2 separate regions of the Mus musculus genome follow, and region 1 is linked to region 2. The links are chromatin loops, found by intact Hi-C in ENCODE. Cell type or tissue: gastrocnemius. All regions are shown on one strand. Region 1 overlaps Bmp6 (bone morphogenetic protein 6). Region 2 overlaps Bmp6 (bone morphogenetic protein 6).

Region 1 (5,000 bases), 86 kb after region 2:
CTGAATCTGTCTATCAGCTATCCCTGACCCCTTTGTCAAGTTCACATGGGCTCTCGTCCCTTGGTTAGGCTTTTCTAGTGACACTGCAGTGGTGACAGATCACCTTACAGATAAGGTTTGATAAGGTTATGTTAAATTTGGATTAAGAAAACTGGAGGGCTTCGGGGAGGGACGAGTGAGCAGATCCATCTGGTCTTGAGGCCGGCAGAATATTCTCTCACGTAACTATTATAAACTCTCAAATCCTAGGAAACGTTTCACTAGGTTTACATAAGGAATTCTCCATTTTGGTGCATATGAAAGTTGGCTCAGACTTCAGATAGGTCTTGAAATGCAGTAGCCTTTAGGCAACAGAAATTTACAAAATTGATCTATTATAAACTGGAAGCAAATAAAAGTGATTATGAATTCAAGCTATAAAGTAATCAGAGACCCATAATAAGGAATAAACATACACATACTTTAGAACGGAGGCAAAGTTAAAATTCCCGTAAGTCACAAAATAAACAGAATTAGGCTGGGCTAGAGCTCAGTAGCAGATTGCTAAGCATGCAAGAGCCCCCTCCCCCCAACATGCTCTTAAACCACACTAGTGCATCTGTTAGAACTATGATAGGCACTAATTGCTAGAGCTATTCTTATTTGTGTATACATGATGGCTACCCACTTTTTTTCCTTTCTTTTTTTTTTTTTTTTTTTTGGAGACACGGTCATGGCTTTGGAACCCAGGATGGATGGCCAGAGAAACCCAGGGATCTTCCTGTCTCTGCCTCCCCGGTGCTGGAATTCTAAGCTTGTGCCACTACACTTGGCTTTTTTAAATTGTGGGTTCTGGAAATCAAACGCGGGTCTTTTGTTTTTATTTATTTTTATGTATGTGTATGGCTGTTTTGCCTGAGTGTACATATCTGTGTACCTCCATGTCCCTGTGGTGCCCTTAGAGGCCAGAAGAAAGTATCATATCTCAGGCCTCAGGCTGGAGAGATGGCTCAGTGGTTAAGAGCACTGACTGCTCTTCCAGAGGTCCTGAGTTCAATTCCCAGCGACCACGTGGTGGCTCACAACCATCTGTAATGGGATCTGATGCCCTCTTCTGGTGTGTCTGAAGAGAGCAATAGTGTACTCATATACATAAAATAAATAAATAAATAAATCTTTTTAAAAAAGGAAAAAAATGTCCTATTTCCTGGATCTAGAGTTACAGGCAACTGTGAGCCACCACGTGGGTGTTGGGAATTGAACCAGGGTCCTCTGTAAGAGTAGAAGTGCTTTTAACCACTGAGCCATCCCATCCCTGCAGCCTCCAAAACTATTGTTATATGAAGAGTCCAAAGAAGAAAAATGTTGAATCATACTCTATTATACTATTAAAAACTGAGAAGAAAATGTAAATGTTTACAGTGTTCCTTCAGCTTCTGTTTGTTTCCATTACCAGATATCAAAGAACAGAAAAGACTTCATTTACAGTTTTAACACCCTGTCCAGCTGTGAAGCCATCCCTACTGGGGCCCTCTTAGGTCCCAGCTTTCCCAGGGCAGCTTTTCCATGTGGGTTGTATAACTATTTATAGACCTTTGTTTTCATAAATTGCCGAGTACAGAAACCCATCCTTAGCATGGGTTAAGGGTCTTAATGGCACAGGGTTTGTCATCAATGTCCCTGGTTCTGTGTTCTTTCCTCTTCTCTGGTTGTCTCGCTTCATTTTTATCCTGATTCATGGTTAGATTTTTGTAAAAGACTTCCAATATTGTGGAGTGGTGTGGGTTTCAGGTGCTCCCCTCACGTACAGTGGGGTTATGTCTCAGGAAACTCACCGGAAGTTGAAAAATGCGTGGTGTACCCCTCCCAAGCTTAAGGGGCACCCTACTTCAGCCACACAGTCAACAGGGCAGTGTCATGAGGACTGACCAGCTCTTCGGTGCCACTGCTCAGTAGCTCCAGAGAAGACTGTGGTCATATCTCCAGTCCAGGGCAAATCAGCATCCAAAGAGAAAGTGTGGTGTCACGGGGCTTCCTACACTTTTGCATTGTCATGAAGTAACAATCATCTTCAGTTTGAATGTCCACATTTTAGAACAGAAATTCCCCACTCTTCCCCTTCAGATTATCTTGGGAATTGCCCAGATTCCTAATCGGAAGTAGTCACTTGTCTAAGGAGTACTTCTTTGCCCCTCCCACCTTTCCTCCAACTCCCCTTTTCTCTAGAAAGCCACCAGAGGTGCAGGATGAAAACCCCCTGCTCTTAAGTGGTGCCTCCCCCTCGTGGTAACCCTGGGAAACTGCAGCGGGTCCAGTCTTTGATGTGGCAATAATTCAATTAGTTGTGGTTGTAGGTCTGGGGTCCCCATTCCCTTGACGGCTATTAATAGAAGTTCTTGTGTTCTAGAAGCCGCCTGTCTTCCTCAGAGATGCTCCCTGCTCATCATACCTGGCATCTCTCCACTACCCTCTCCTACTAGCTTTCCATTGCTGTGACAAAAGTGCCAAAGAAAAACTACTTAAAGGAAGAGAGGTGTCGGAGGTTTCAGTCCATGGTCACCTGGCACTGTTGCATTTATACCAGTGTCAGGCAGAATGTCGTCGTATGGGGACAGAGGGTAGATCAGACTGCACCCCTAAGGGGGCTGAGAATGGAAAAGTCCAGAGTCCCAGAATGCCTTTTGGGAGCACATTCCCAAGTGACCAAACTTCCTTCCGGTATACCCCACCTGCTGAGGGTTCTGCCTCCTCTTAACATCTCTAGAGACTGAACAATGGGCCTCGAAGACATGGGCTCTCAGGGACACCCTCTATGATAATGGCCAGTGCCCAGCACAGCTGGATAAAACTCTGGGCCTTTAAAGGGCTCTTAAGATTAGATCTGACCCAAGTGAATAACTCTAACCCTGGTTAACTCAAAATTTACTGATTAGTATTTGTAATCATAACTTGAACATCCTCTCATCACATCATATACCATAATTGGGGTATGGTATACCAGTATTTAAGGTAAGAAATCTAATGCGGGGTGGGGGGCTCTGGGAATTTGCTTAACACAGCTAGAGCCCCCAACCTTATTAGTGTTCTTTCAACCTTAAGATCAGGTTTATTATCTTCTACGTTTGGGTCTTTATTGTTCACTGGGGAGCTTTTCCAAATCTTCCTCTAGGGTCTAGCTTGAACTGACAAAGGAAGTATAGAACTCATCACAGCTACACCAACACTATGAAATCTCAAACCAGTATCTTCTCCCCCAAATCTACCAGGCCTGTAGAGATGCTGGCCAAGGAGAATTAGCTGGATGAACTCCGGGATGCACAATGTATTTATTTATTCACTAGCTTCTGACATGCTTAATTTTTTATTTCAGGGTTGCTTACTTCTACATAAAATGTTCGTGTTCTCTTTATTTTTATCCTTCATCCTCACCTCTGAGTTCTTCACTAAGGACATGAATTCTCTCTCTGTTGTTCTCTTTTCTTCCCTGTATCTCACTCTTTATCAGGCCGGTGCAGGGAGATGTGGCCCAAGAAGCAGGAGGCCCATATACTAGATCCACCTCAGTTCCCAAACTGGGTATGCCACCATCTCCTGGCATTGTTGTTTCCTTGTTGGTGACTCACAGGTGTCCTTGTTAGCCTGTTATATAATGGGCTTAACTGCACGTCTCTCAAAACCATATTGTGTGATACCAAGCTCCGGAGTCAGCTACTCAGGTCCCTTCTCTCTCAACGACCACCACAAGAACTCATAGGACTTCATCAAGAAATTAGTCCTGGTTTCTTGCATTTAATTGTAAGCATTGTTGTGCCTCCTTCCTGGAAGGTATGGGCTGCCAAACTCCTCCAAGGGCTTCGGTACTAACACAGTGACGGGCTGGTGGACACCGAAATCTTGTTGGACGTGTGGAGAACAGCAGGGTGATCAACAGCAAGAACTTTAGAATAAGCTCTGAGGGCTCAAATCAGATATACAGGCCCTGCTGCGGACAGGCTTCAGGAACTGGGGGAAGTTTGACACCAATGAGGATGAAGTGGAGCGGCGAGAAAGGAGTCCAAATGTGTGGGGCTGATCACTCAGCTGGGCACATAGCAAGATTAATGTCTAGTACATACTGTTCCTGCAGCGGCTGGTCACGCTCATCACAGTTTGGATTGGCATGCACTCTTGTGTGTGTGTGTGTATGTGTGTGTGTGTGTGTGTGTGTGTGTGTGTAGCATTCAGGCACATGCACTACCACTGAGTTATATCTCATGGCCCTACAATATGAAAGATGGAGGGAAGACAACGACCTGGTTAGTTCCTGTTATAACTTAGCAGCGAGTGCTAAACAGGGCAATGTGTTTGATATTAAGGCTTTCTTTTGTCTCTGGTTGGTGGACTTCCTAACATAATCCCCATGTCCAAAAATAGAACGAGAGGAAATAGAACACAGCAGAGCTGTAGAAATACTAGTGCAGACCGGAAACCAAATCGTTGGCGGGGACATCTTGCTAATCTCCTGTGGATTGGTGCAGTTGCAGTTAGGGTCTGACCCTGACGCTTGAGCATGGCTAGACATCTGTGTTAGACTGTCTCGGTCAGTCAGTGGCCCTCGGAGGCCAGCCCTCCACATGGCGAAGCCAGCAGTCAGTCAGATGGAGAGTGTCAAGGGAAGGCTTTGAGCAGATTCACACTCCATTCAGGAATAGTTAGAACAGGTCTTCTCCCCAGCTCTAAAGGCGTACAGGCTTCTCCGCTGTCAGGTGGCTCTTCTCATTCACACAAACTGGGCGGATGAGCCAGCACTCAAGTCTTTGTGATCACAAAACCTACATATTAGCTGCTGGTTGCCCTTGGGTTCTGACCTGGTGTAAGATGGAAGCCAGGAAGCCAGTCTCAGGACATGCATTCACTGAGTCACTGAGGGTAATGCATGAGATGAAAGCAGGCGTTGAGAAAAACTTCTCTCCAAATGGAAAACTTCTCAATTAATTAAAACACTGACTATACTCATCTTTTACACCAGTGCTCCAGTGACT
Region 2 (5,000 bases):
CTACCCATCTCTGTAAACATGCCTCTTCCCTGGGACTAGAGGAATAATTTGCTCATGAAATACGTTAGAAACACCCTAGCTTTGTCAGCCAGCCTGACTATCAGGAAGTATGAATCAACAGGATGAATCTCTCATAGCTCGAACGCTGGTCATTCGGTCCAGCTCATTGTTGTTGATATTGACTGCTTAAAATCCTGGCTTGGAAACAGGCTGAGACATGAAGGGCTGTCTGCTCTTGTTGCAGTGTGGCAGCTGAGGGCCTGGGTGAGCTTGTAAATTTATATCCAATGAGGGTCCCAGATGGCATTTGCTATTTGTTTTTTTTTTTTTTTTTTTTTTCTATTGCTCAAAATGTCTTGACGCTCTGCTATGCAAGCCTGCCAATTTGGTGACCTTGGAGTGATATCCTTTAGGCATTAGGTTAAAAGTCCACCCTCCTACAAAGACCTTCTTACTACAAGCCCCATCCTCCTCTTTATCAGCACAGCACCCTGGTCCTTTCCTTCCTTGTGCTGATCCCATGGAATTTCTCTCTCTGCCTGTCTCTGTTTTTAAAATCGCTTACTCATTGTGCATGTACTGTTTAGGATGAGAGGCTGACATCACACGGATCCACCATGGTAGCCTAACAAAATGCTGAGCACACTGACCACACTTGGAAAAGATCGCACTAGCAAGACTATAAACAATAGCCTGTAGTTTAAATTCCCACTGATCTGCGAGTTCTGATTCTTTAGAAAAGATAACTCTTGATTTGTGTTTAGTGTAAAATGCCTGGAGATATTTGGGACACTGGTTTGAAGTATTTCATGCAAATGTTTTATTAATAGGCCTTTTAAAGGTTATCCGCCTGTGTATTAATTTGTAATATCTTTACGTTTGTGAGAGTAGAAATAGTGCCTCTTTAAGTCTCTGCACTTCGGGCTTATCTTGAATTAATAAGGTGTTGATCTCCAGATGCTCGGATTAAATGAAATAAGAGGCCCACATCATGCTCTGAAAAGGGAGTCAGTAAGTGTTAGTACAAGAAACAAGTAACTTATTGTACTGAAAATATTGGCAATCTTCTCAACTGAATTCCTCTTGGGAAACATAAATTAGAAGAAAAATGGAATACTCCCTGCTTGTATCTGTAACCAGAGACACTGTACTGGCTTTCGCTTATAAACAGAGGCTCAGTACCACAGCTTTTCATTTGGGCTGCTCATACTTATCGAGAATATTTATTTATTTATTTATTTAGTAATAGAAAATATATTTGTTGCCTGTAAGCTATCCTCAGCAAAAGGGGCTGGGAGAATTTGAAAGAGTGTGGTCCAGGGAAGAGGGAGATGTTTGCCCCCAAGAGTTTTAAATGTGAAATTCAGTGGCTTTTCACCAAAGAAGCTGGACAAAGTGTTCTTCAGCTTGAGATCAAAGGGCAAGCAGATACCATTGTTTCTCCTTCAGATGTCGCTTCCTCTGGTTGTCCTTCTAAGAATGGGTATAAATCCTTTTTTTAAACGTGCTGAGTCATGCTCAGTTCCTCTGTTTAAGCTTGCCTCTGATTAGCTTGGAGAAGGCTTTCCCTGGACTGTGGGAATCTCTATGTTAAGTGAGGAGAAGGCGATAGGCAGCATTTTCTTTACAAGTCACGATTGCATCTCCTCTGTGTCTGCATGTCTTCAGAGTCCAACGGCTTTGTGTGCTGGATTTCATCTTCTAGGGCTGGGACTAGAACTCAGGGTCCCAAACATGCTAAGCCCACACTCAGCCATTGATCCATCCCCAGCCCCAAAGTAGTATGCTGCATATGAATATGGGTGAGGGCTTTGAATACTTGCTATCAAGAATAGTGGGAGGAACTCTAACAATAACTGATCAGTTTGTCTCAGGCTGGGCTTACTGAAGAAGTGGAGTTAGCAAAGTGGAGGGTGAATCCCATTTGCGTTAACTTTGCACAAATCAGTCCTGTGTTCTGCTTTCCAGCCAAATCAGAAGAGGCACTTGTCTAGGGAATGAATATTTCATAACTTGATAGAAAATTATTGAGTTTGTTTTTAATATTCATTTTGAACCCCCAAGCCCCCTCCTCCCCTGCTTTCTCTCTTTTCTGATTCACCTTCATTGGCTTCCAGCAATGGAAAGAAAGTAGGCAGTATTTTAATGAGGTAATTTTGTTTCTGATTAGAAGCTGTCATGAGTATCTAGTTTAAAGCAGCAGAAATCAGAGCAGTGGAAATCAATACAGGAGGACGATGCTAGTAGTCAATTTACAAGGGCCCCGGCATGTAAACAGCTGTTATCCATTAACTTACACACTAACTGTCCCACCCTCCAGAGCCTGCAGGATAGCCCAACCACGTGCCTGCAATCCAGCCCAGCTTCCCTGGGCACGGGCTGTCACCCAGGAGCTGAGGAGGGAAATAGCTGGGGTTGGTGTCTTTCTTTTGTGTCACTATCAAAGTACCAGTGCCTGTTGTTTTCCCTGTTTCTCTCTTACCACCCAGACAGCTGAGTTAATCTCATTCCCCGCACACTGTCCTGTCCTCAAACCCTCAGTTTCCACAGATACTCAACCTGTGGCCCATCTCCTGTCCACATGGAATTCCTGAGCCAGAGAACAAATGCAGCCTCACCTGGAACAAGAGAAGAAAGTAACAACTGTATTAAGAGGAGAGGGGAAACAAGCATTTTAGTGAATCTCAGTTACTAAGTAACTAGTGCTACCAAACTCTGAAGTGTCTGAGCAGGTCAGAAATTCCCAGAGCCTAAGACCCACCTGCCCATCTTTTACTATTAACAGTAGAAATTAATAACGTGTGTGTGTGTGTGTGTGTGTGTGTGTGTGTATGGCTTTTTTTTTCCTATTGATTGATGCTTGAGAAAGAATCTCACTATGGAACCCATTTTACCCTCCAACTCAGAATCTTGACTGTTTCCTGATTGCTGGAATTACAAGCACTTACTACAATACCTATATAATTATTAATAATAATTAGTAATAATACAACATATATAACAATAACAGTTGATCACTGATATTTATAGATATTTAAGTTAGTTACATGTTATGAGGACGTTCTCTAAGATGTATGTTTACTGTGAATTTATAGTCTTTTAGCATCCTGTGACTAAAATTAGGATCCACAGCACCGTTTGGAAAACATTTACAACATGGTTTTTTTCTGAGGAAGCATGCCTTGTAACAGATAACCGGCTCTGAGTTTATTGATTAACCTAGTTCGGGATGGTTGGCAGATTACCGCTAAACTGAGGAATTTAGAATTTGGAAGATTCTCACATGCCGCCTGGCCTCCCACGTTGAAAGCTCCTTAGATTTAGTCAGCACTACTTCTTGGGATGTTTGGTGCTAGATGGCAGTGTTAAGGGGGAATCCCTAAGAAGCCATTCTTAGTGCATTAGTGTGGGCAGAGAGACAAAACGATACAGAAATGGCAAAGCGTCCTGAAACGCTTCCAGCTAAGACGAGAGGGAGGCAGAGATGAAATCTGGATTTTTCTGGATTTTTTTTTTTTTTCATAGCCAATAACATTTTTCCCTCTGGAACTCTTTTTTTTTTTTTTTGAAAAGAAAATGTGAAGCGTGTCTATAAATACGTCCTGTTTGGTATGCTGCAAGACTGTTGACCCCACAGAGAATTGTTTTCTCCCAGAAACTGAATTGAAAACCATGCTGCCCTGAGCGGCATTGTTCCACTGATATGCACCAGGCGATCCTCTTCCTGCCCTTCCCAACTCCATTATTCGCAGATCAGGCCCAGAATGGAGATGGTATCTAAATGACATCAGGTAATTCCTTGATGGCTCCCTACAGTCCTGTTATCACACAATCCCAGATGACTGGGTTGAAGAATCACCTTCAAATTTTTTTTTTTTTTTTTTTTTCAGAGAGGGACTTTTGGTTCTGAGAGGGAGCACGCCTTCCTGGCTTTCAAGTTCACGGGCATACGCCCTTGACAACGACCCGGACAGTCGTGCTAGATAGATATCGTGGGACTGCCCTAGGAATGAACTGTCTGTGTACACCAGTGCCGACTTTACGTTCAGATTGTTTTCTCATCATTGGGAGTGTTGTCTGGGAGGAGGAGAGTGCACTGAGGGCAGGCAGTGACCGAGTCCCTTGAGGACCCACTCGGACCTGACCTTTGCTATCCGCTGTGGTCCTGATATCACTCCTGCCGTTTTACCCTTTCACCTTGCCCAGCCCCAAACATCTGCGCCTGTTGATTGTTGTTCCTGTGTTTACAATCTTGTTGGTTTCCTGTTCATGAACGTGGGCTGGGAAAAATATTCCGACTTTAATCTCCGAAGAGGAGGAGCTTAGCTCTATCATTGGTGCAAACTGTCTGTGCGGATGAGGCTGGGTGGTGGGGGGCGGGGGGGGGTCGTATTTTTATAAATTGGCTTTGCTTACTCTTCCAGACTAGTTATTTTCCCTCCCGTTTGAAAGTCTGTGAATTACATTTAAATTATCCAAAGGCTGACTTTTTTTTCCAACTACAAAAATGACAAATTTTTACTTGGCATAATTTTTCTTCCAGATTTTATTTGTACTTTCCCAAATCAGAGTATGTTAACAAGAGAGCCAGTGTGCTAAAAAAGAATCTGTGTGTATGTGTGTGTGTGACAGAGAGAGAGAGAGAGGGAGAGAGGGGGGGAGAGAGAGAATATGAATGTGTATATATTTAGAGAAATTTTACTTTCAATAAATTGAGCAGAAGTTTCCTATGCATCCCTTATCCCACCACAAGCACACACCTGCTCATGAACATCCCTCATCAGGAGAGGTCCACCTGTTATCATAGAGGACACAGCATTGTTAGACAGCACCCAAAGCTTCCATTTGGATTTGCTCCCGTGGTGTTCCTCTTGTGAGTTTGGACATATGGATAATGTGTAGCTACATCATAGCATCACGCAGGATAGCTCATTACCCTCTATGGAAAAGCTGTCTCTTTAATGGGGAAGAAAATGCCCTGGATATATACATAATCAAAC

What was found. Hi-C counts contacts between places; a loop is a spot of excess contacts. Peaks named below come from ENCODE experiments on the same cell type or tissue, not always from the same donor. Only the 100,000 strongest peaks of a DNase experiment are listed, where the experiment ranks them.
Region 1: it touches region 2 in a loop (3-fold over the local background); 13 of 42 quality-filtered maps call a loop at or near these places.

What each region holds. Positions count from the first base shown.
Region 1 is chr13:38,435,902-38,440,901 of GRCm38, forward strand. The region is part of intron 1 of Bmp6 (bone morphogenetic protein 6); the gene reads left to right. Among named protein-coding and RNA genes, the nearest start is that of 4930579J19Rik, 23 kb to the right of the region's middle. In gastrocnemius, a CTCF peak has its summit at 2,264 (motif pointing left); a DNase peak (open chromatin) is centred at 2,271.
Region 2 is chr13:38,349,871-38,354,870 of GRCm38, forward strand. All of the region lies in intron 1 of Bmp6 (bone morphogenetic protein 6), which reads left to right. Among named protein-coding and RNA genes, the nearest start is that of Bmp6, 6.7 kb to the left of the region's middle. In gastrocnemius, no CTCF peak of the experiment used is centred here; no DNase peak of the experiment used is centred here; H3K4me3 peaks cover 3,355 bases; H3K27ac peaks cover 4,842 bases.